Regions from separate parts of the Mus musculus genome. Here regions 1, 2, 3 and 5 are each linked to region 4. Evidence: chromatin loops called from intact Hi-C (ENCODE). Cell type or tissue: gastrocnemius. All regions are shown on one strand. Region 1 has its middle 28 kb from the start of Slc22a3. Region 2 overlaps Igf2r (insulin-like growth factor 2 receptor). Region 3 overlaps Slc22a1 (solute carrier family 22 (organic cation transporter), member 1). Region 4 overlaps Airn (antisense Igf2r RNA). Region 5 overlaps Igf2r (insulin-like growth factor 2 receptor).

Region 1 (5,000 bases), 280 kb after region 4:
CCTGCTCTGCTCTCCCTGGCTCCTTACCACACACAGCACAGCACCCTGGTGGGGAGTACCCTGTGCAGCCACAGCAGACTCCACAAGGCAAACCTGCAGGAAACGCCTGAACTCATGGACATGGGTAAGATCTGTCTAGACGATATATCTAGATTAGCCTGAATTAATTACAGTAATGACAAGCTTTTCTTGTAATTGGATTTTTGCCCACTATGGAGCCATCTCCCAGAATAACCCCTGAAGCAACGAGGAGCTATTAAAGATTGTAAAAGTTGGTACTGTAAATCTGACCAAGAGCCTGTGGTTGGCATGGTCATGGGCCCTAGGGAAGAACCCATTGTTATTGCGTAGTCAAGTGGGCCTGGTAGCAAACTCACCTCCAAACACTTACCTCTCTAAGCATAGATTGGTTTGGGTCTCGGCGCCTCCCAGAGACACTTCTTTTTGTAGTAGACAGTGATTGATACAGAGAGAAACTCGTACATGGTCAAGGTATAGAGAAGAAGGTAATGTGGGGACTTTAGTTTTAAAAGGAACATCTATGTCACACATGGCTTTCTATACACCAAGAGGCCCGGGGAATATGAAGGAAGAGGGGTAGGAGCATAGCCCTGGAATGGTGTCTTCTGCTCATCATACAGATGTTGAAGCCACAGACTTCTGGCATCTGTGGATAACTGTGAACAGCTGGACCTGCCAATGTTTCGTCATGGAAAGGGGGAAGGGCTCACGAAGCTCCACTCCTCCCCAAGGGACTATCGACAGTTAAAGGTGCCTGAGAGAACGGAGGACTGTCACTGTCATTGTCACTGTCATGATGGGCACTGATGAACTGCCTATGGTCCAGCAAATAGCCCCCACCTGGACTCAGGAGCAGCCCTCATCATACTCGATGGTATACACACACACACACACACACACACACACACACACACGCACACGCACACGCACACGCACACGCACACGCACACACACACACACACGCACACGCACACGCATACTCACACACACACACACAAGCTCGGCATATGAAAGGAGAGTTGTTATTTTGCTCTCTCATTTGAGAAGAGGAGGAGAGTAGGTCAGCCCAGCAGGAAGACACACTTTGGTACCTGTCCATTGCTCTGACACTGGCATTTTGAAAACAGTACCTGGAATATTTTACCTGCTAGGAGTTTTCTTCGGGTAAACACGGGGTACTATTGGACAGCTTTGTGAGTTCTGAGATGCCACGGGCCACGAGGGAACAGACCTAGGGCTGGGTGTGATGGCACAAGTTTGCAATCCCAGTACTCAAGACTCAAGAGGCAGGGGGAATCACCTACAAGGTCAAGGTCAGCCTGGACTACATAGCAAGTTCCAGGTCAAACAGGGCTATATATCAAGATCCTATCTCAAAACAAACAAACAAACAAACAAACAAACAAACAAACTGCGCACACACACACAGTATCACCAAAACTGAAATCAAAACACAGACATAGACAAAGACACACACACACACACACACACACACACACACACACACACACACACACACACTCTCTGGGGCTGGGAAGATGGTTCCTATAGTAAAAGGCTTACAGTTTGAGTATGAGGAGCCTGATTCAAGCTCTGAAAGTTAGAGGGGAAATGGCGATGGTGCACAGTTGTTCCCCAGGGCTGGGGAGCAGCCAAGTCTACTCGGAGTTCCAGACCAGTGAGGAGACCCTGCCTCAGAAGCAAAGCAAACGGACCCTCAGGGATGGCCGCTATGGTTGACCTCTGACCTCCATGCAGGTTCCCCTGCACACACACATGCACCCACCCCTCATACACACACCTAAACAAAATTGAGATCTGATGCCTATATTATCGGACCATGGCCTTAGGAATCAAAGGTTGGCCTCTTGAGTGGGTCTCTCAGACTGAATTGTTCTGCAGTTACCGTCCGGACCTCTACATGATTTGCTTTTCTAGATGGTCTGGGCAGCACATGTCAAAAGACTGAGTTTTCCACCCTAGTAGGGAGGGTTTGCACATGATCCTCCCTATATGCCTCACGTGGAGTACCCACCCCACATCCGTGACGCCTTCTGTGTGTACGCTTGCGAGACAATGAGCTACTCTGCTCATCTGTGTGCTCAGACCCAGCACTGCCTGCAATAAGCTGAGCCTGTAATAGCTCCATCTATACTCAGCAAGTTTCAAATGACAGCATAGTTCGCTATAGGCATCACTCATCCTACATGGTTAACGCTTGGTACCCCTTAGAGTGTTTGACCAATACGCCACACAGCTCCTGCTTCAGGTCCTGGGCAACCAGGGCACTCTTGACTCAGCTGCTTCAGATTCCACATGTAAGTGAGATTGTGCTGTGTTTTAATTTCTTTCTTTCTTTCTTTCTTTCTTTCTTTCTTTCTTTCTTTCTTTCTTTCTTCCTTCCTTCCTTCCTTTTTTTTTTTTTTTGAGTTTTTCGAAAATGTCTACTTACTATAACGTTCTCCTGGTCCATCCATGTCGGCCCACTTGGCAGGATCTTATCCTTTTTGAAGACCCAATAAGTAATACTCCATCAGACCTGTGTGTGCATACAATATATGTTATTTATTCACTCATTTGTGGACTGGTTGGATCCATGTGGTTGGTTCCATGTCAACGAGAGAAACATTGCAATGCATGTGGCCTATTTTATGTCTCTGAGAGGCTGATCTCTGTGCCATTGCTGGATTAAGATGCCTCTGAAGAGCTAGCTGATCCAGGCCAATGCTGTGAGCCACTCGAAGGCTGCCTCATTATCTAGAGTGTGCATCAAGAGAGAAGCATATTTAACAAGAAGTTTGAAGTTTGACCAGGAACCACTTCTAAAGAGAGCCTGGTCTCTTAGAGAGGCTGACTCACTGTCTCCCCCTTGTGGTAGCTACTGAGTCCTGGGAAACCCAACGGACAGCAAGGAGGGCAAGGCTGGCTGTAGACCAGGGAGGAGGCATCTGCTTATGAAAGCCGTCCAGAGGTCAGCTGGGAAAGTGTTTTAAGAGTAGCAAGCTGTCCTGGAACTCACTTTGTAGACCAGGCTGGCCTCGAACTCAGAAATCCACCTGCCTCTGCCTCCCAGGCTATACAGAGAAACCCTGTCTCCAAAAAAAAAAAAAAAGAGTAGCAAGCATCCCAAGGAGGAGCTGGTCTTCAGAAAGTCAGTATATCAGTCTCCCTGGTGCTGATGTTCCCACAATGTCACTCTAAGGAGCAGGGTCCTTAGAGAGTCAGGCCCTACCCTCCGGAGCCGATCAATGCAGAGCACTGGGCTGCAATCCCGGCAGAACAGCTGTGGAGTGTCGCGCGGCAGCTGGGAGTTCACCATCGCTAACCTCGCTTTCCAGTGATGAATCGGGGTCAGAGCAAGTACAAAGCATCACCCAGGTCTGTGGCCTTCAAGCCCCTTCCCCCCACCCTTATTGCTTCTGTAGATTCAGGGCTCTATCATTCACACAATGCAGGAGGTGGGGACTCCCTGGTCATCAGTAAGGACCTAGCAGAAGCACCCTGAATCTTTGGGTATGGAAATGCTCCCCAGTTCTGACCAAGCACTTGCTATGCACAGTGGGCAGAACTTCCACAGTTGGTGGTGACAGAAAACAACATTGATTTCTCTTTGGTTTCATGCACAGGTTGTTCTTGCTGTAGATCTTAGAAACCTCGGCATGTTTTTTTCCCTTCTAAGTGAAGAACTTTTTACTTCTATGCCTGGCTTCTCTTTAGCATACCCCACTAGGGCAGCACTGCTCTAGTGGTCTGGAATCCTTATTAGGAAAATAGGGGCAATAAGAACATCATTTAATACCATCACAGTTGACCTGACATTGGAGACACCTTCAAAATCACTCGCAGACCTGCAGTACATACAGCATCGAAACATTTGTCCAAAAAAACAAAAGCCACATGCAGGTGGAAATATTATTTATATATAATTTATAATACACACACATATGTATGTATATATATGGCATTCCACCACCATACAGTTTAGAGTAGCATGCAGTTCAAAACTTGTAAATTGTTTCTGGAATTTTCTATCTAATATTCTTAGACCACAGATGACTGCAGGCACCTGAGACAGTGGAGACACAGCAGGCTAGGGGAGATGATTGTGTGCCGTGACTGGAGATGCATAGCTCCATTACAGCCAAGCCTGAGACCTGGGTCAGGCTTTGTCTTTCAGGACCTCTGACATCTGTACCAAGGAGCTCATATGAGCAGGACCCTATTGGAAGAAGATCCCACTATTAAGGTTGTAGTCTACCATGTCTGGATAGCAACCCTGAGCTCTGTGGCAAAATGGAGGACTCTCTTCCCCAGGAAGCCTTCCTCTTCCCTGCCTGACCCCCACATCCTCTACCTGAGGAATGTCACCTAGTCTTTGTTGAATCTATAGGTTCAACTTCCTTTCTTCCCGCAAGCACCTGGATGACTCTCCATGCAAATGAGGCATCGGCCAATGAACTTTCACCCTAATAACAACAACCACCCCCCAACAAAAGCCCTTACCATTCTCCAAGGTGAGATACACACACACACACACACACACACACACACACACACACACACACACACGTATCCTTTTCAGTACCTGGATACTCCGAGGGAGGAATCAGGACTCAGAAGCACAGGACCTTTCCCTCTGTGGGCTGATGCCCGACTTGGCCACTCTGTTATTGTTCACATCCCAATCACTACCAGGTTCCCCATAAGTGCAGACACCTTGATGTCTTATTCAGAATGCTAGAAAGATGTCTTTCTAACTCTGCTCAAACTCAGCCTCTCTCACCTGAGGACTTCCACCTGCTCAGCCCCTCCGTGGCTCTTAGACTATTACTCAGAAAGAAAGAGAAGGGTAGAGGAAAGAAAGAATGGGAGGAAATGAAGGGAGAAAGGAGAGAAGACAGAGGGAAAGAGGAAAAGAGAGAAGGAAAGAGGAGGACAGGGAGAAGGGGAGGGAAGAAAGAGCCATATTCCATTATCCT
Region 2 (5,000 bases), 96 kb after region 4:
AGTGCCTCTGTTGTCTGGTGTGCATGACTTAGCATGGCTGTTAGGAGTAACCTGATGCAGAACTTTGTTCATGCCACTGGACAGAGCCCCAAGCGTCTTCTTGCTGTGTGCTTGAGCTGCGGCGGCAGTGCCCATCTTGAATTTGTGGCTCTGCTGGATTTACTGGTTCCAGCACAGGAGGATTCCCCCCCTACAGTCATTCAAAAGGCTTTTAGATGCGGCCTCGGACAGACCCCCTCCATAGTGGAGTTTACAAGAAGGCCATCATAGTGTGGTTGCTTGGCTATGCCACATTTGTGAGACCTGGAGCTACAGGTTTGAACAGGGTTGTAGGGCTCACACAGTGGAAAAGGGCAACGGCGAGGACCTGTGTCCAGGTAGGAGATAGTCACTGCAGGAATGGTAGCTTAAAGGCAAAGTGACCTTTCTCCTTCAGCGCTGTTTTGCTCTGGCAGTAGTTTCTGTCTGAGAAGCTTGCGTGGTCCGCTGTCCCCTGTGCCATGACTGGCCTGACATACCTGTGTTGTGTTTATGTTACTCAGGGTTTTCCTTTGATTTGTCACTCCTCACGAAGAAGAATGGTGCATATAAAGTTGAGACAGAGAAGTATGACTTCTACATAAATGTTTGTGGCCCTGTATCCATGGATCCTTGTCAGTCAAACTCGGGGGCCTGCCAGGTAGCGAAAAGGCAAGTAACCTGATTCTGGGTTTGCTCTTTGGGATTGTGGGCTAGCAAATGTTTCGTACAGAGGTAGTTAGGTTTCTCTTGGACACCATTGCTTGACAGGCATCTAACTACTGAGAAGACCTGGTCAGAAGAATCGCAGGACCCCAGAGAAGGGGCCAAGCCTTATCCTTAGGCTGAGAGAGGCCTGGGCTTATTGATGCTCACCTGGGAACTTGAGCTTTACTGTTGTTGCATACTTATGTATGTAGTTCTCCTTACTGTATAGAATAGGTTTAGTTGTAATGAATTGAGCTGCACTACAGGCCAGGAGTACTGAGAGAAAGTTGTGTGTGTGTGTGTGTGTGTGTGTGTGTGTGTGTGACTTTTCTCTTTCCACAGCCAAAAGAGCCACATATGAGATTCCCAGGGACTGCAGTGTCTTGGTCTGGCCTTGCTTTTGCCCCTATTTGTGTAGCCTTAGAGAACAGAACTCCTGCCCCATGGCACTCACTCCCAGAGTGACATTTCTGTGTTCATTTTAGTGGTAAGTCTTGGAACTTGGGGCTGAGTAGTACTAAGCTCACCTACTACGACGGAATGATCCAGCTGAGCTACAGGAACGGCACTCCCTATAACAATGAAAAGCACACACCGAGAGCCACACTGATTACCTTCCTCTGTGACCGTGACGCTGGAGTGGGCTTCCCAGAATATCAGGTGGGAATTATCTTGGGAAATTTTCCTGGCCATACCTGAGCCAGTTGCCCACCCTTTCTGTAGGAACAGAGCTATTATTAGTCTGGTTTTCTTGCCAAACTATCACATAACCATTCCTTTTTGCAGTTTTCAGGGTACCTAGGCAGTATGTAGTTACTGGTTAAGCTGTTTATTCAGAGGCCCATTTATCTTAATGCTAGTCCACAGCTCTGTTGGTTGTATTAGAAAACATGCAGAAGCGATTTCCCTTCCCCCAGGCCAGGCTCCATCCTAGTGCTGTTGTTAAGCTAAGGCCAGTTTTGCTGTGGGTCTTTGGGGATGTTACAGATGTAGGTTGTTTGTGCTATCCTTTCCTGTCTCCTTCTTGTCTTGGGATTAGGAAGAGGACAACTCTACCTACAACTTCCGGTGGTACACCAGTTATGCCTGCCCAGAAGAACCCCTGGAGTGCATGGTGACAGACCCCTCCATGATGGAACAGTATGACCTCTCCAGGTGAGCACTTGTTTTAGCCGATGGCAGTAGGTTTGTGGTGGCCCCAGGGTGCAGGGTGTGGTCTGATCTCACCAGTCTGTGGTATCAATTGATCTTTGTCATAGCAAACACTCATTGTTTAAAATACTAACTCAGTGTAAGGTGAAGGTGTTGGCAGGGCCCTCTGCATGTGGAGCTTCAGACTGTCCAAATGTTATGACATGTCCTGTGAGTCATTCACCACATAGTTTGATTCATTATCCATTGATAGTGTCTTCATTTCTCTAGTGACTAAACATGAACTGCTGACTTTAGCTAGTTCACCTTTGTAAAAGCATACTTTTGTGTGAAAACTAGTCTAGTGAAGTCTGAAGGTGGCTCTGGAGGAAACTGGTATGCTATGGAAAACTCCCGGGAACATGTTACACGGAGGAAATACTACCTCAATGTGTGTCGGCCTCTGAATCCTGTGCCAGGCTGCGATCGATATGCATCTGCTTGCCAGATGAAATATGAAAATCATGAGGTATGTGTGTCTTTCTCATGTTTTCTCTCGACTCTGAGGCCTGGTGTGTGAAGGCATAGTGATCTGGAATTCTTGATCAGAACAGGCCTGCTGCCTGCCCAGGTGCAGTCTCTGAGGATGTGCCTCCTTCACAGAAACACATCACTTGAATCTGTTCAGACGGGCACTGGCCATGGTTGATCCAGTACTTTGCAGGGAAAGCTCTTAGTGGTTATGCTGGCCTGAATTCAGGTGCCTGCGGGATTCTGCAGACATCCATAGCTCAGAGCCTCCGGTGCCCTGGAGTCAGTCGCATGTGAGAGTGTTGCTCCAAGTGACCCAGATGCACGTGGTAATGCCACTCTGGGCGCTGAGTGCTTTATCATCTACTGGCAGAGCGTTCACATCTTTCCTGTGGTCCTTATATGTGGTGGGCTTTGGAAGTTGCACACAGACCCCAGAAGTTGACTTCTGCAAAAACAACGTGAGCAATTGCTTTTGTTGCATATGCTAGTGGTGCCCTCTGGTGCCTCAGAGGCATTTGAGGCTGTATGTGTATGAGTGTGTGTTCTCTATCACAACAGCAGCTTCGGGGTTCAGCCAGCCCCCACTCAGGGCTTCCCCCCCACTCAAGGCTTCTGCATTTTGTTTGCCTGCTTACACAGTTCTTAGCTGTGGCTTCATTGGCAATAACTACTGTAAGTAGCAAGTTGACTTCCTGAGGAAGGAAGCCAAATCCACACTCTGTTGCAGGGCTCCTTGGCAGAGACTGTATCCATCAGTAACTTGGGAGTTGCAAAGATAGGCCCTGTGGTGGAGGAGAGTGGCAGCCTCCTCTTAGAGTATGTGAACGGCTCTGCTTGCACCACCAGTGATGGCCAGCTCACCACCTACAGCACCAGGATCCATCTTGTCTGTGGTCGAGGATTTATGGTAAGTGCTGCACAGGAGAGTGGCAAGGACTTCAGAAAAGCACCAGGGCCAGTGTGTACGATTCTATACTTTGTTTTAAGTTGCAGCAAAGTCTCTAGGGCTCGAAATTGGTCATTTTAGGCATTACCGAGTTACCAAGAACATTGCCTTTATCATGAGTGTTGTCCCACCAAAATCCATGTTGAGAACTTTGTGTGGGGGTCATTTTTTGTTTGAGATTTGCGTCTCACTGTGTGGCCCTGTCTAGCCTGGAACTTGCTATGTAGACCAAACTGGCCTTGAACTTGTGTAGCTCTGCCTCTTGAGTGCTATGGCACCTACCTCATATCTAGAGCTGTTATTTCCCCAATCCAACCTAGTTCCTGCTGCCACCTTTTTCCTCTTCCTCGTGTATGTGTGTGTGTGTGTGTGTGTGTGTGTGTGTGTGTGTGTGTGTATGTTTTGGGGGACAAGATTTCAGGCTGGCCTGAAACTCACTATGTAAACCTCAGACTCAGAGCAGGGATTAAACGTTTGTGCCACTGTTCTTTGTAGACTCCTGGATTCTCCTGAGCTCAGTGCAGTGGATGTGAGACCTGGTGTCCAGGCACCCTGCAGACATGAAATTCATTTTGTCCTTCTCTGAGGTTACGAAATGACTGAGGACAGTGTCTATCCATGGGTGGCAGACATGCTCCCTTACCTACACGATCCTGGGCTGCTGGGTGTTTGTTTGTTAGTTCATTTTGTTTTGTCTTTTCCTGCTTTGGGGAAGAGTGCTGCCCCCTTAGGTTGGTCTCATTTCATAGCCTGGCAGCTGCCTCCTAGGTGTGAGGAGCCCTGCCATCGACCATTCTTTGCTTTTCCTTTTTTGCTGTCATTTAGAAAATGCATTTAGTTCCAGAAAATTCTTTACAACACTTCTTAGTTTTCCAAGTATTTTCTGACAGTGGCTGAGCTGGTTTTGCCTATGGGCTTGGTGTACAGTGTGGGTCCTGGTATGACTCTTGGTGGAGAGGAGAGGAGGCCAGGTTCACAGAGTGTACCACAGGCTAGAGCCTGGGTCTTTCTTATCCTTAGGGAGCCAGGGTCCTTGGGTTGATGAGCAGAGTGGGTGGGACATACAGGTAGAAACTCTGGGCTGTGGGCTGAGACCGGGTGAATAATGCCAGTAAAGTCTTGGTGTGCTGTCCAGTTAGCTAACTGAGCCACTGCTGTCTATGATGGAGACAGCACTCGTGGAATGGAATGAGGCTTTTGTGGGGAGACTTTTTGTTGAACCCCCATGTATCATAAGACAGCAGTCCTCACAAATTAGCACATCTGTGTAACTGAAACCTGAGTCACTGACACACAGCCATTTTTTAGAAGATTTATTTATTTTTATGTGCATTGGTGTTCTGCCTGCATGTCTGTGCAAGGTTCAGACTCTAGTTACAGACAGTTGTGAGCTGCCTTGTGGTTGCTGGGAATTGAGCTCAGGACCTCTGGAAGGGCAGCCAGTGCTCTTAGCTGCTGAGCCAGCTCTCCTGTCCCACACAAGTCAGTTTTGCCTTATTCCAGCTGCTGTCTACAACTATGTATAGTAACTTTCTGGCTGCTTTGTCAGACTCTGGTTGTACAGGCTTGGATTCAAGCTGAGCTTTTCCATGTACTGCTGGCTTGAGCCCAGATGTGCTAACTAATGTCTGTGCATATGATGCCCTGTAGGGGTAATAAGAAC
Region 3 (5,000 bases), 150 kb after region 4:
CAGTCCTGTGTGAGAAAGGCTCAGAGTGGACGCAGTGATGTATGCCTATAATCCCAGCACTTTATTAACAAGCATCCAGGGGAATCACAGTCCTCCTTGAGGATTTTGGGCTGCTCTAAGCCATGCATCGAACGGATCACTCTTGCTAAGGGTTAGGTGGGGCAAATTCTTAGGAAAAGGCCCTGAAGTTATGAGCTTGTCTGCAGGTTTGTCCCAGAATCCCCCCGGTGGCTGTTGTCTCAGAAGAGAACCACTCAAGCGGTAAGGATAATGGAGCAAATTGCACAGAAGAACAGGAAGGTGCCCCCTGCTGACCTGAAGGTACTGAAGTTCAGGGGTTCTCCTCTCTGTGGGGTTGGGGCATGATCTACATGGGGTCTCTCCTTGGAGGACTGTCATGTGCACACAGACCAAGTGTGGTGATGCCCGAGTCTCTCCCAGATGATGTGCCTTGAGGAAGATGCCTCAGAGAGGCGGAGTCCTTCGTTTGCAGACCTGTTCCGCACCCCCAGCCTGAGGAAGCACACCCTCATCCTGATGTATCTATGGTGAGCATCCTCCTTGCACATCCTTTGGGGCTGCTGCTGTCCAAATGCTGGGTACCAATGAGCTCTTGCACTGAGAGGAGCTCAGCACAGTCCTGACGCCTGAGTCTTCAGAAGGCCTTTCTGCTCCCTTGTTTTTAAGAACAGGTGAGAGATTTAATACTGAAAAAAGGTGAAGAAGCACAAAGAGTGTCTGAGGCTACCTCAGTCTAAGCATCTGAGGCTAGCCCAGGTTAAGTGTCTTATCTTCTGGGCTGGGGTAGGGGGAGAAGGTTCCAGTAGCTTAGTGCCTTTACACACCCTTCCTCACACCTGAAAACCTTGTGACCCACTCTGGTTCTCATGCATCCTTAGTTCATGGGTAAGGACCTGGTAGCTGGTAGCATGCAGATGCGCTTTTCCCCTATGCCTGCCAAGGGCAGTTTGTGGGCCCCTACCTGCTTTCATGAGGAAGAATTCTAGAATTCTACCTGGACATCAGATAGTTCTCAATACATGGCTATCTTTGCAAAACAAACTGAGTCTTATGCTATTTGCTTAGTAGCTAAGACCAAGCTGCTGGGCTCTGGGCCTCCTCTCTTACACAGGAACTGCCCTGAACCCTGTTTGCTTTCCTTTGTTTAGTGGAACACAGAGGCAAGCTAGTAGGGTATTACCTGGCACATAGTAGGTCTGTGGTAAATGTTTACTTAATGAATAATCATGGTTCCATGGATTCCTCTGATCTTTTTAGACACTGGCCTCCCCACTCTTTGGTTTCCTTCACCTCCTTCATTGAGGTTCTGTGCTCAGCCATGGGTGTTACAGCTGTCCACGTGACTACTCTGTGTTTGACTCAGGAGTGTGTCTCCTCCACGTAGCACCTGTGACCCACTGCAGATGGGAACAGTGGATTGCTCTGCTGTCCTGCCCAGGTTTTTCATCTGCATCGTAGACACACTCCCCCCAAGAAGGTGTCTCCAATTCCTAGCTCCCATCACATGGCCCCTCAGTGAGCTCCATATAAACTTGGCCTTGAAAGTGCGTGAGGATCCACGCGGTTTCTCGGGCGTACTTTCCATCCTGTGGGGAGCACTGAAAAGGGTCACCTCATGTTCCACAGCAGCCTGCGTCCACCCCACCTCCTTGGGGCTGCGAAGGGCGAGGCGGTCGCGCTTTCTCAGACTTTCCTGTGCTTTCCACTGGCTTCTGAACCCATCGGGAAGGCAGCTGTATTCTTTCTTGTGACCTACTTGGCCTCCTATGGCTCAGACCCAGGACAACTCCCACCATCTCTCTTCCACCCTCTCTACCTGCTTAGTGTGTGCGTCGTGCGTCTGTCTGCCTGTGTCCATGGAGGCCCAGAGTCAATATTAGATATCTTCTATCACTCTTCACCTTTATTTTTGAGGCAAAGTCTCTCACCGACCCTGGAGCTTGACACCTCATCTAGACTGCCTGGCCAGCTAAGCCTCCTGGATCTTCCTGTTTGTGCCGCCCCAGCTCTAAGGTTGCAGAGTGCACCCCATCGCACTGGCTTTTCACAATAGTGCCGAGGCCCTGCGCTTGTACAGAAAGCACTTTGCCAATGGAGCCGTCTCCCTAGCCCATACCTGCTTCTTCATTACCGCAACCCGGGGTGGGGGTGGGGGGCTGCTTCGACATCTTGGTCATGTGACCAGATGGGAGTACCTGTACCAGTCTGTGTCACAGGGAACTCATGGGTAGTGTGAGAAGCAGCATGCCTAGCTCACAGGAGTCTGGAAGCAAGTGAGACAATCTGTGTAAAGCTGTGGTGGACATCAGCGGCAGGGGTAGTTTAATATAGATGCAATTCCAGATTTTGCCAAAAGATGGCAGCACTTATTCACTGACTGCTTGACCAGTTATACAGTTTTTGTTGTTGTTGTTTGTTTTTTTGTTTTTTCTTAACTGGTGGTGTGGGACTGAAAGCCATTCTTCATGCTGGGATGCTAGTTTCTTATGGATTAAAATCTTACCATGCTAGGCCAAGTTTTATGCAATGGTGGCAGTTTCCAAAGTAGTATCATTACCCATTAATGACACGCAGGTCCCTTTAAGTTGGGACTTGAACAGCTGATTTAATGTCTTCATTGACTTGGCAACATGATGTTGCCAGGCTTTTCTGGAATATGGATGGGGTCAGTGTGGTGGGAGAAGAGAGAACATGAACGGTGCCTGACAAATCAGCTCTGTGGAGCTAGAGACCTAGCTAGCTGGGGATCTTTGACTTGGGAAGGGTGGCACTGATGGCCATGGTAATACCTTTGCTGTGTGACAGGAGCTCCACTAGGCTCATTTGCCTGCTATCTCAGTAAATATTCACAACAGAGCACTATCCTACAGGCCATCACTATCCCACCCACAGAGGAGAAGATACACAAAGTATACAAAGTAACCTGAAGCCAGGTCTTGTGCGCTAGCTTGTTGCCTACGCCTGCTCTCTATGCCGTGGCCTGAATGAGTGTAAGAGATGACTCTGTGTGGGGCTCGGGGAAGTCCCAGATACCTGAACTTGAAGCAATAGGAATGAATATCCAGTTGCAATCTCTCCCTGTCTTCTTGTTTCAGAGATCCCAGGAGTAGGGGGAGGGGAGTTTTAAAAGTAGGTGTATTGGAGATGCCTGTGAGACACACTGTGGGGACACAATCTCCTATCAAGGATCCCAGTAGGGTACTCTTCATGTCACCCCAGGGTGTCTTGTACCATGTGACCTGTCCTGTTCAGCTAACTGGATTCCTTGGAGCTGGCTTGTGACTTGTCATCTCCTCTTTGCAGGTTCTCTTGTGCTGTGCTGTACCAGGGCCTCATCATGCATGTGGGAGCCACAGGGGCCAACCTCTACCTGGACTTCTTTTATTCTTCTCTAGTGGAATTCCCTGCGGCCTTTATCATCCTTGTCACCATTGACCGCATTGGCCGCATCTACCCAATAGCGGCATCAAATCTGGTGGCGGGGGCAGCCTGCCTCCTCATGATCTTTATCCCACATGGTAAGTTGTCTGGTTTCATCGCTTCCCAGGTGACCAAATTGTGGGGACAGTGTCGTAACCCTCTGATAAGCATCTGGAACAAGAATAAAGGCAGGGCGTTTCCTTGGCTAGACTTGAAGCAGTTTTAGATTGAGGTATAGTAAACATATAACGACCGTGTTCTAAGTGAATGAATGACTCAATTTGTTAAGCATACAGATACCTGGGCTGCAGACTTCATGATCAATTCCATTGCTCTGCCAACCACCTTTCCTGACCTCTTGCCACAGATTAGCCTAGAAAGATAAATGGAGCCGCCTTGCATGTACCCTCCCCCGACCCCCACCCCATTCCCCTGTATCCACTATACCCGTGAGGCGTTTCTATGCTGTCACACGACTGTGTAGACTACTGTTTTTCTTAATATTGTCTTACTCTTTATATGAACATCACACTGTGGGATCCCCCCAGTGATCATTGCCTGTAGTGTTTGTCCACTGGGAGCTATGCCACAGAGTCCTTCTTGGTGGACATGAGTCCTTTGTTCTCTTGGGGTCACGTCTGTGAGCACACCAGCAGAATCCACGGGGACATCCAAGTTTAGCTTCAGTGGACGCCGGACAGCTTTCCAAAGATGGGCCAGGCTACTTTCTGCTTCCTACAGCGACATGGGAGTGTTCCAGTTGCCCCATGCCCTCTGTAGCTCTTCGTCCTGCAAGTCTTCAATGGCAGTCAGGTGGTGGGTGTGAGCACTGCCTCATAATTCTTACAACCCAAGACAAACACACTGCGTAGAGGGTCCAGGCAAAGTTACTTGAGGTGGCTTTAATTTGAACACATACATTGCCTTTTGTGGTGGAAACTATAGATTCCTATGAAGGCAGAGGGGCTATCCCTCCTCCCCACACCCTTTTATTGCGCCTGCACTGTAAGCCTAATGAGTCGCTTTGGCAGTCTCTCATGCAGGGAGTTATGGGAAAGATCTGCACATCTTGGATTTTCTCAAGAGTCATCCTGGTCAGGACATGAAAGTTGTGTGTGTGTGTGTGTGTGTGTGTGTGTGTGTGTGTGTGTAAAAGGAAGTCTCTGTAGTGTCTCTGAAGTAAGACTCCCCCCTTCTCCCTCATCTTCTTATTCCTAGAATCCCAATTAAGATTTTTAAACTGCATTGCATTGAGGCTGGGAAGGGGAGTATAGAGGTTGGAGGCCTTTTTAAAAATTTCTTTATTTTTGATGGTCAGAGCTAGGGCATTGCTGATCCTAGGACCCTCTTGGCCTTAGCATCTCCACTGGCTCTCTCCTAGGCCCTCTTGCTGCGGTGGTCCTTTTTTGGCTTCTATAAAGCATCTTAGGGCATTTCAGGCACTGGTGGGTTCTGGCGCCTCATCAGAAAGAGTAGAGTAAGTGCCTGCTATGGGCTGACTCACAGAGAAGGGTGAGCATTGATTCCATCAGGATCGGGAGACCTTGCTAAACCTCCTA
Region 4 (5,000 bases):
AGATTGCCAAAAGTAGTATGAGGCCAAGCAGAGCAATTCAGTCAGAAGCTGAAAGAAGCCAGTTTGAACCAGTCAGCATGAAGAGGAGTTTTGAACCAGAACTGTGGAGTTGACCAGCCAGCCAGAGTTCAAAAGCACTAGAAAGGGTAAGCAAATTCAGCAGTAAGTCTCAGGCTAAAAACATTCGAGGTTAGATAAGACTGTATAGAGGGGAGAAGCTTCAGGGCTAGGCCTCGGTTAGCAGACTGAGCCTCCTAGATGACAATTACATCAGGCAAATAAAAATAAAATTTACAGTTTGTAGCCCCCCTCCTTTTGGTATGGTTGATAATTTGGGGTTGAATTCTAAATACTGAATATCATAAATTGTCAGGACTCCTTTGTTCATATAATGAAGGTTGTGGACTCCTTAGAAATCCATAAAAAAAACCCTACTCCTGGAATTACAGAGACTAATTATACAGCAATACAATTCTGTTCACAGATCCTTGGGGGAGCCCATGAATCTCCAGGCTCTGTAGAAGTCTTGGGTAGAGAGAGGTTTCTTGCAAACTCCGGTGGTGTGCATAGCATCTGGGAATGAGCTACAGCTCAGAAGTCTTTGTCCATCTCTGGTTGGCCCTAGCTTGCTTGGGTGCATCCTTCCAGGAGGCCCTTTGATGCTAGATATCTTTGAACCACAAGTAAATCCCAACCACCCAGAGTATGGGGGCAGATTGCATTTGGCAAAAGCAAACACACTCCACAGATGATAGCCTCAGACAGACGGCGGCTATCAAGACATTTAATCAGAGGGCTCTGGCATTTCAGAATTTGAGGGTTTGGAGTTTTGTTGGCTTTGGGGAATAGGCAGAACTTAATAAGCCAATAAATTATTCTTCAGCTCTCTGGTGCAAGCTGTAAATAGCCTTTGACAGGTTCTGCCTGTCATCTTATGAAGAGCATTAACCCTCTCTCTAACATCTTTTTCTGAAGGAAAAGCATTTCCAAATATACATATTAATTACAAAATAATAAGACAAATGAAAGATTACAAAGGCAGTTGCATTTTTTCTTTTTCCGGAATCAAAAAGAATTGTTTAAAATATTTTTAAAGTACATTTTTTTAAACTTTTTATTAATTTACATTGTGTTTTGGCAACAGGCAAATTCGGCTTCTTACCAAATAGTGACTGGAGGGGGAATGTCACTGTTTAAATTTAGAGATCTTAATCATTTAGTTGGGAAGCAATTTTGCCTCTCTCTCTCTCTCTCTTTGAAAGCATTGCTGAAACCAGAGCATTATAGTCTTGCTTAAAAGGAAACAATAATAAATATAATCGAGGGTTTTCCATAACACGTAATTGCAATCACGGGGCCTGCTGGAGAAAAAAATATATCCTCCACATGATGTAGTCAGTCTAATATTATTTACCATACCTATTTAAATTAGCTCAAACCTTCATCAAGCATGTTCTATATGCCATGCACTGTGCTAAACACGAATACTGCAATATTGGCTAAGAGTCTAATTTTTATAGCAGGCTTATATGCTTTGTGCTAAGCACACCAACAAGCCAGGGCCCTGAGGCCCAACAAAACAAAACACAACTTGAACATATTTATTTTCGAGTTTAAAAATCCTATGTGTTTGTGCATGTGTGGGCATGTGTATGTGTTTGTGCATGTGTGGGCACGTGTATGTGTTTGTGTGTGTATGGGTGCTTGAGGTATGGGTGTCAGATCACCTGGAACTGGAATTATAGGTGGTTCTGATCTGCCCTGCTTCAATGCCGAGACCAGAGCGTGGCCCTCTGACAGCAGTACAAGCTCTTAACTGCTGAGTCGCCTTTCTAGCTCCCTAGCCCAAATCTTTTTAAAGATGTGGTTATTGTCAATGGGAGTGCAGTGAATTTTGCATTCAGAAGAATGCAGACATTGTTTTTACCTCCACTCTTCCCCCTTTCACCCATAGTTGACCCACAATACCCTGGACATGGATAGAAATCCAAGGGGCTTGGGAATGGACTTGGTGCAGAAGTCAAGGTGATATGAGGCATTTTCCCAAGCACATGGCTGGAACAAGAAGGGTGAAAAGCAGTCTTCTGGTTTTGGACTATCCTGGGTGGTGGTTCAAGATTTGGTGGCTGAAGAAGTGCTTGGTGACAGGAGCCTGGTATAGCTGTCCCCTGAGAGGCTTTGCCAGTGCCTGACCAATACAGATGGGGATGCTCGAAGCCAGCCATAAGACTGAGCATGGGTTGTGGGGGCAATGGATGAGTTAGGGGAAGTGACTTTAAGGAGCTTAAGGAGATTGCAACCTCATAGAAAGAACAACAATATCAACAAACCAGACCCCGCCCCCCACCCCCACCCCCCAAGATCTCTCAGGGACTAAACCACCAACCAAAGAGTACACTCCAGCTTCATATGTAGTAGAGGCATCAATGGGAGGGGAGGCCCTTGGTCCTATGGAGGTTTGGTGACCCAGTGTAGGGGGATGCTAGGGCGGTGAGGCAGAATTGGGTGGTTGAGTTGGAAAGGGGGATGGAATGGGGGCTTGTGGAGGGGAAACTGGGAAGAGGAAGAACATTTGAAATGTAAATAACCAATTAAAAAAATTTTCGTGGCTGATGCAGGGAGAGGTTATACCACAAGGGGGCACTATTGCTGCATACGTTTCAAGGCGGTGCTGTGGCAGGGCTGGCTAAAGATCTGCTCCTAACAAAGGACGTCCAGAGACTGTAATCAGGAAGGCTACCCGGAGAGGACAAGCCAACTCCTCCACAGAAGGAGAATAGGAGACTAAGTTTGTCGTGGGAAGGCTCTAGACTAGAGCATTTCAAAGGATCAGGGCACGTGGGAACCTGTGGAGACTGACTTGACAAATCCACTGGACTGACTTAGGCAGCTCAAGCATTTAGCTAAAAATTAATCTGTACCGTTTGAGGAGATTGCTGGGTGAAATCACGAGTCTGCAGGCTGAGCTGGGCAATATGTTATCTCTGAAGTAGTCAGGCCCCATTCAGTCTGCTGCAGGCCCCAATAAGAAAGACTTAAAGAGAGAACTTGGGGACTGCCTGACTCTTTGAGCTGGGACAGTGGCCTTCTGCTGCAGGGCTCTGCCGGTCTCCAGCGTCCTGTGCGCCAAGTGCACATCTTGGGAATTCTCAGCCTCCATAACTATGCCATGCAGTTAATATGCATGCATGTATATATGATTGTATCTATTATATACACATACTATGTGCTTTATTAGTGTATATACACTATATTAGTACACACATATGTCTGTATGTCTATAATATGTACACATGTTTATATATTCTTTTGGATTTATTTCTCTGGAGAAGCCAGACTATACAGCTTTTACAGAACAGCGTTTGTCTTATATACATAGGGTTAGGAGATGTTTGGCATAGTTTGTGAGCTTTGTAAAGTAGGCCGGCTCTAAATGGCTAAAACCATATTTGGCCTGGCAGACAGGCATAAACAACAGGGGAGATGTGGAGGACCATCACACAGGGCTCATTACAAAACAACCGTAAAGGGAAAGAGGAGGACCCTAAATTAGGAAAAGTCTCAACACTAACAGTTATCAATGCAATGAGCCGAGGGCCTTACATTCCAGATGAACTCCCTGTCACCCTTGCTTGTCCAGGTACAACAAGGGCTCAGCTAGCAATAGCAATAGGAACGAATAGAGTCACCGTGAAAAGCATCCTGGAAGGTCCCCCAAAAGTTAAATCTAGGGTACCATGGGATCCAGTCATTTTTCTAGTCCCATTCCCTAACAGACCAACAGACTCAAAGAGACCCTCATGTGTCCACGTTGTGAGCTAGCATCCTCATTTCTAGAACAGGTGCCTGTCAGAGAGGGACAGATGAGCAAGACATGGTCCATATGTGTATCAGGGAATGCAAGCCGCAACTTCTAATATACATACAGAGTCAGCCTTTGAGGAGACAAGAGTCCTGATCCATGCTTGGCCAGCAATGACCTCTGAAGCAATCCTGGATGGAATGAGGGGATTGTAAAAGGACAAACATCATATGATTCTATTTACCTGAATTCCCCTAGTAGCTAGACTCATGAGTCAGAGGGTGGAACAGTGGCGGCAAACCTGGAATCCCAGCACGGGGAAGGTGCTGAGCATTTCTGCTCTATGAATTTTAAGTCTTGCTATTGTGGGATGCTATGAGATGTTTGGGAGGACAATCCTGCCTGCTGCCTCTGGACTTCACATGGGCTGCTGAGCCTATGATCCTGACTGTGACCATCTCCCCCAGGCCTCCCCAGGCCAGGCTTCTTCATGATGGTGGCTGCGTTCCCTCTACAGTAGCAGCCAGTGCCAGTTGCCAGTGGCACCTCATGGATTCATGTTTCTGCTCTGTTTCCTTAGCCTACACTGCGAACATAGACAAGCAGAGACTACCCAAGTCACTTGGAAGGTCGAGGTAAGACGATCAGGAATTTGAGGCTAGCCTTGACTTGAGAGAGAGAGAGAAATAGAGAGACAGAGAGACAGAGAGGAACAGAGAGAGAGAGAGAGAGAGAGAGAGAGAGAGAGAGAGAGAGAGAAAGAGAGAGAGAGAGAGGGAGGGAGGGAGACAGAGAGACAGAGAGAGAGAGAGAGAAAGTACATGCTCACGAGAAGGCTTTAGGTAGGCCCTACTATTGGGAATGGGAGGGTGTTGGTGGTGCATTGAGGGTTTATCCTAGACAGCTTACCAAGAGCCTTATGTAGCTGGAGGGGTGTGTGTGTGTGTGTGTGTGTGTACCAGTCACATCACATTTGTACTAAATGAAGGGTCAATTCCAGCTTTGTCCCTTTGGCACCAATTACAGTAATTCCTCAACTCATCCGCGGGGGGAGGGGGGGGTTGGGGAGGGCTTCCCTTCTGATCTTTGTGATAAGAGTTGAGCAAGGTTTGTGATAGCTAAAATCCAGCACAAACTGTTTCAAATAGCCCTAGGGGATGCTGCATCTTTAAGGCAGCCAGGAAGGCAAGGGAAAGCC
Region 5 (5,000 bases), 100 kb after region 4:
GTGCAATGCCTGCCTGTGGAACGGTTGCGGGGAAGCCAGCCTATGGCTGCGAGGCCGAAACTCAGATAGAAGATATTAAGGACCTAAGGCCACAAAGGCCGGTCGGGATGGAGAGGAGCCTCCAGTTGTCTGCCGAGGGATTCCTCACTCTGACCTACAAGGGCTCTTCTCCCTCTGACAGAGGTGAGCTGAGGGTCACTTGGACATATGCATATCTCCCGCCCCTTCTTTTTACTTGCACCTCTAGCTCTTCAGAGGTGGGTGTTGATTGTCCTTCTCTAGGTGCTAAGGAGGGGATGAGTTTATTTATTTATTATTTATTTATAAGTTTATTCTTTTCCTCCTGTTTTTTTCTTTTTAAAAAATTGGTGATATGGTTTCTTATGTAACAGTTTGGGTATGTTAAGCTTGTTAATACTTATTTTGTTAGTAAGTGAAAGGCCAATTCTGAGCCCTTCATCGTGTCAGCAGCTGTGACAGTGGATAGCCCCTGCAGGTGACGTGTACCACGGGTGCTATATGTGTGTTGTCTGGTGAATTCCCACGCCAGCTCTGTGAGTCTTCTCTTTTTCTTTTGTCCCTTTGAGATAGGCTCTTACTGTGTGGTCCTGGCTTTCTAGGCTGGTTATGTAGACCAGTCTGTCATCAAACTCAGAGGTCTTCCTGCCTCTGCCTTGCTGGGATCAAAGGCTTGGGCAACCACACCTGGCTTATACTTCTCCTGTGCTCAGTTAATGCTGCACTGTACAGGTGCAGCACTGGAAGGCAGAAAGTCTTATACCTAGGACAGAGCCTGTGCTTCATGAGGGGCAGCTTCAGAGTGAGATCCAGGGGGTTTGGATTCTGTTCTAGGTTCTGCCACCTGTTTATTCTGTTTTACAGATAAGGAAATGGATCCCAGGGTGAGGTTACTTCACAGTCCACACTGTTGATAGGCAGCAAAGTGACCCTCTGACCCCAGTCAGTCCCATTGAACACTGGGGTGTTGGTGGTTTGTGCGATGGGTTGCACACCATGCTCAAGCTGTCTGAGGGGCACAGGAGGGGGTGGAGTCTTCCATGCTACATGGTTTGCACCGACACTGCAGTCTTACTTTTTCTACTTCACTTCTCCAGTTAGCAGATACTGGAATTATAACACTATCATAACTGTATTCCGTAGAATACAAATGATCATTAAGGACTGATGTAAACAACTGTATGCCAACAGCCAGACAGAGTCATACCTTCATATCATATCTTCATAATAAAATCCCCCAAAATAGAAATACAGGTAGGTCATGACCACACCATATGAAACAGGGAAAACTGAAATAATTTGCTCTAAATTCAAAAACAAGACAGAATGTCAAGAGTTAATACTACTCAGTTACAGATCTCAGATGTGAATTTGAGGAAATCCTAAAATATAGGCAACAAAGGAAAATTCTTTGAATTTATTACATCAGACTTATACAAATTTTATGCAACAAAGACACAGTCAAGCGAGGAGAATCAATGGGATGGTAGGGAACACTACTTACAGTTACTTCTGAATATAGAAATAACTCAGCACAAAAACATCAGTCAGAGTGAAAATGGGCAAGGGTCAGAATAATAATACATTAAATGCTAAAATGTGTGTGTATGTGTCTGTCTGTCTGTCTTATTTATTTATTTATTTATTTATTCATTCATTCATTCATTCATTCATTCATTTCACATGGGGGTAATGCAAGTCCAAAAATAAGGGATAAGGGATGGATTCTCTCATCAGCCAGGACTGCTGCTCCTGATAGAAAAGCAGGTTATGCAGGGAGAAGGCCGGGTACGGCAGCTGTCAAGGAAGCAGCTACAAATGGAGCATGGTTACAATGCCCAGTGCTTGTGAGGTGGAGAGGCAGAGTTCATGTCTGAGGCCAGCCTGGAATACATGCAGGGCCTTGTTTTAATAAGTACCTTGTGCCAATGAGATGTTTGACTCAGTAAAGGCGGTTGACTGCCAGATGCCAGCCATCAAGTTGTCCTCTGCCCTCCGCATGTGCACCATGGCAGGCACACTCACAGATACACACAAATAGTAAAAAAGAAGAACTCAAGTCCAAAATCAAGAAAACCAGTTATGTAGAAACATTGTTTAAGTTCTATAGCAGCCCCAGTGTGGTATATATGCCCAGAGGTATTGAGCTCAGCACATCAGATACTGTACGTGTATTAATTGCAGCCTTGTTCACAGCAGCCCATGTATAAAATTGACCAAGTTTTCCTTGAATGATGGGTGGATACATAGAGAAAATGGGCACACAGTGGTCAATTACTAAAAATGAGTGAAAACCTCTTATTAGAAGCAATTTGCATGTCTAGAAGCCGTGTTTAGTGAAGTAAGTCAGACACAGATCCTCCTGTTGTTGGCAGTTGAAAGCTATGGTAAGTACTTGATCTCGGAGCAGACAGTAGAGTAGAGCTGTTGAGAGTCTGGGGTGGGGAGGGGTGGGTTTGAATAGCAGGGTTAGCGGTGTGCGGGGTAGGAAGAGTAATGCTCTAACCAGCCCAGGAGTTAAGTTGACCACACTGATTGTGGTTCTGAGTAGCTAGTAGAGAGGAGTGCTGAGCTCGGCTTGAGGCTGCGGTGACCGCCTGCTGGATGCTTTGGCTGAAATGTGATCACAAGTCCCATGAATATCTAGTTACAGTGTGTGGCAGTTAGAAATTAAAGATAAAAGTGAATTGAAAATGTTTTGAGTAAGCTTCTGCAAATGTAAACATAGGAAGGGGTTCCAGCGCAGAAGGAGGTGAGGCTCCTTGGTGACAAATATCTCTAACACGCCATTTCCAGGCGCGAGTGAGCCAGCGACTCCAGTTGGGAGGGACCATTGTGGTTGGCTAAAGACATAGTCAGAGTGCAGTTCGTGAATATGTTTGCTGCCTTGAGGGTGGTCAGGCCAGCCTTCAGTGTCCTCCACGTGGGTGTTTTGAAGGGCTGTGTGAGCACATGATTTCCCAGTGAGCACTGCTTCAGGGCCTCCTGAGTGGCACTCTTGGAACCCTTTCCTTGGGTAGAAGGGGTTCCGTGCTCAGCCTAGGATGGTTCTCTGGGAGGGAAGCTCAGTTAGCACGTGCGGAGGGACCACGGTGGGCAGTCTCGGCAAGCTGCTACTGTGTATGAAACCTCTCCGTCTCAGTATACAAAGCAGGGTGCTTCCTTTTGTAGCTACTTTGCTCTGCACTTGCTGACCACTCGTTTAAACTAGGAATGCTTAATCATTTTTCTATCATGTTCTTTTGAGGCTTGAGTTTTGAAAGCATTTCCCACCCAGCTCTATTAACATTGGGGAACATTTAATGACTGGTGAGGCTCCAGGCTTGGGTAGCGCCGAGGGTCCAGTCCACTTACATGCCTCCTTAATTTGTTCTTACCTCATTAACCCTGTAAAGTGGTTGTGGGGGAGGAGTAGGTGTGTAGAGTTTGTGGAAACAAAAAAGTCAGAAAACAAATTTGCTTTATCTGATGGAATGATAAACTTGTGCGAGATGTGAATTCATTCTGATAGGAAGAGAGGTAAGATCTGATCCCTGGCCTAAGCTTGTCATGCCACACCAGTCAATGGTGCTGGGACAGTCCTTGCACTGGCTCCCCTTTGTGATTACCCCAGGATGGCTATGAGGCCTCTTGCTGCCCTTGCTGTCCTAAGTGTGAGACCCTCCTGACTGGTGGCTTTCTTGTCCCACAGGCACAGCATTCATCATCCGTTTTATTTGCAACGATGACATTTACCCAGGAGCCCCCAAATTCCTGCATCAGGACATTGACTCCACACGAGGGATCCGGAACACTTACTTTGAGTTTGAAACTGCATTGGCTTGTACTCCTTCTCTAGTGGATTGTCAAGTGACTGGTGAGGCCTAGGAGTTGGTAGGCTGGGTTTCAGTGAGGGGGTAGTGTGTGTGTGTGTGTGTGTGTGTGTGTGTGTGGGTGGGTGGGTGGGTGGGTGGGTGGTCTGTCTGTCTATATTTCTTTGCCTCTGAGTCTCTACGTGCTTGAATGTGAGCTAGCCGTTTGTAGACGTGGCACATATGCTTTGCTCCGTAGGATTTATAGCGATTGTTGCCTGTTAAATGATGCTTAGTGATTATTAAATGATGCTTAGTGATACAAGTGCTTCTCTTGAAGAGACCCCTTCCCACTTACAGCAACGGTTTAAATTGTGGTTTGCGGGTCAGATGCTGCATAGCAATCTTGAAGAAAACTCAAGTTAAAAAAAATCAAATACAGATGTATGTCCAAAGTTCATATGAGGAAGGAAAAAGACATAAGACCTAAGAGCTGCTCAGTTGTGCCCTGAGGTGGCTGTGTGCTCTGACTGCTTAGCGTGTGTGCTGTGCTGCTGTGGTTTTTACAGAGGGACAGTTTGGACAGCAGGGCAGGAGTATGGTTCTGCAGTCCAGGTTTCCTGTGGGTTTCCTTGTGTCTTCACACGGTGGGGAAAGTGGTCCCAGAACAAACAGGAAAGCGTGCCTCCTTTTGTGTTTCCTTCCACCCCAGACCCAGCTGGGAACGAGTATGACTTGAGCGCCCTGAGCATGGTCAGGAAGCCATGGACTGCCGTGGACACGTCTGCATACGGGAAGAGGAGGCACTTCTACCTGAGTGTCTGCAACCCTCTGCCTTATATCCCTGGCTGCCACGGTGCGCTGGAGTCCTGTTCCACTACTTCCCCGGGGTCTGACTGGAACCCAAAGCAGCCTTTCCTCATTCGCCATTCTTGTCTGTTCAGGCATTGCATTGGGGTCCTGCATGGTGTCAGAAGACAACAGTTTTAACTTGGGTGTGGTGCAGATCAGTCCTCAAGCTACTGGAAATGGGTCTCTCAGCATCCTGTACGTGAATGGGGACAGATGTGGGGACCAGCGCTTCTCCACCAGGATCGTGTTCGAGTGTGCCCAGACGTCGGTGAGTGTGCACCTCAGCAGGAAACGCTTGCTTGGTGGTTACCTCTATTCCCATTTCCCCTTAATCTTGGA

The links. Peaks named below come from ENCODE experiments on the same cell type or tissue, not always from the same donor. Only the 100,000 strongest peaks of a DNase experiment are listed, where the experiment ranks them.
Region 1: a loop joins it to region 4, with 9 times the contacts of the local background. A loop is called at or near these places in 31 of 42 quality-filtered maps.
Region 2: a loop joins it to region 4, with 4 times the contacts of the local background. A loop is called at or near these places in 16 of 42 quality-filtered maps.
Region 3: it touches region 4 in a loop (5-fold over the local background); 8 of 42 quality-filtered maps call a loop at or near these places.
Region 5: it touches region 4 in a loop (4-fold over the local background); 18 of 42 quality-filtered maps call a loop at or near these places.

The regions. Positions count from the first base shown.
Region 1 is chr17:12,532,842-12,537,841 of GRCm38, reverse strand. No RefSeq gene overlaps it. Among named protein-coding and RNA genes, the nearest start is that of Slc22a3, 28 kb to the right of the region's middle. In gastrocnemius, a CTCF peak has its summit at 2,886 (motif pointing left); a DNase peak (open chromatin) is centred at 2,908.
Region 2 is chr17:12,712,259-12,717,258 of GRCm38, reverse strand. Igf2r (insulin-like growth factor 2 receptor) reads left to right here. Exons shown (of 48, transcript NM_010515.2): 15 at 543-690; 16 at 1,212-1,386; 17 at 1,766-1,881; 18 at 2,218-2,386; 19 at 3,119-3,298. Among named protein-coding and RNA genes, the nearest start is that of Airn, 27 kb to the left of the region's middle. In gastrocnemius, CTCF peaks have their summits at 2,894 (motif pointing left) and 4,094; no DNase peak of the experiment used is centred here; H3K27ac peaks cover 414 bases.
Region 3 is chr17:12,658,085-12,663,084 of GRCm38, reverse strand. Slc22a1 (solute carrier family 22 (organic cation transporter), member 1) reads left to right here. Exons shown (of 11, transcript NM_009202.5): 5 at 207-321; 6 at 442-548; 7 at 3,325-3,539. Among named protein-coding and RNA genes, the nearest start is that of Slc22a1, 15 kb to the left of the region's middle. In gastrocnemius, a CTCF peak has its summit at 2,376 (motif pointing right); DNase peaks (open chromatin) are centred at 380 and 2,233.
Region 4 is chr17:12,808,305-12,813,304 of GRCm38, reverse strand. The region is part of intron 1 of Airn (antisense Igf2r RNA); the gene reads right to left. Among named protein-coding and RNA genes, the nearest start is that of Igf2r, 41 kb to the right of the region's middle. In gastrocnemius, a CTCF peak has its summit at 2,633 (motif pointing right); a DNase peak (open chromatin) is centred at 2,650; H3K27ac peaks cover 470 bases.
Region 5 is chr17:12,704,562-12,709,561 of GRCm38, reverse strand. It overlaps Igf2r (insulin-like growth factor 2 receptor), which reads left to right. Exons shown (of 48, transcript NM_010515.2): 22 at 1-183; 23 at 3,710-3,874; 24 at 4,522-4,665; 25 at 4,754-4,929. Among named protein-coding and RNA genes, the nearest start is that of Slc22a1, 31 kb to the right of the region's middle. In gastrocnemius, no CTCF peak of the experiment used is centred here; no DNase peak of the experiment used is centred here.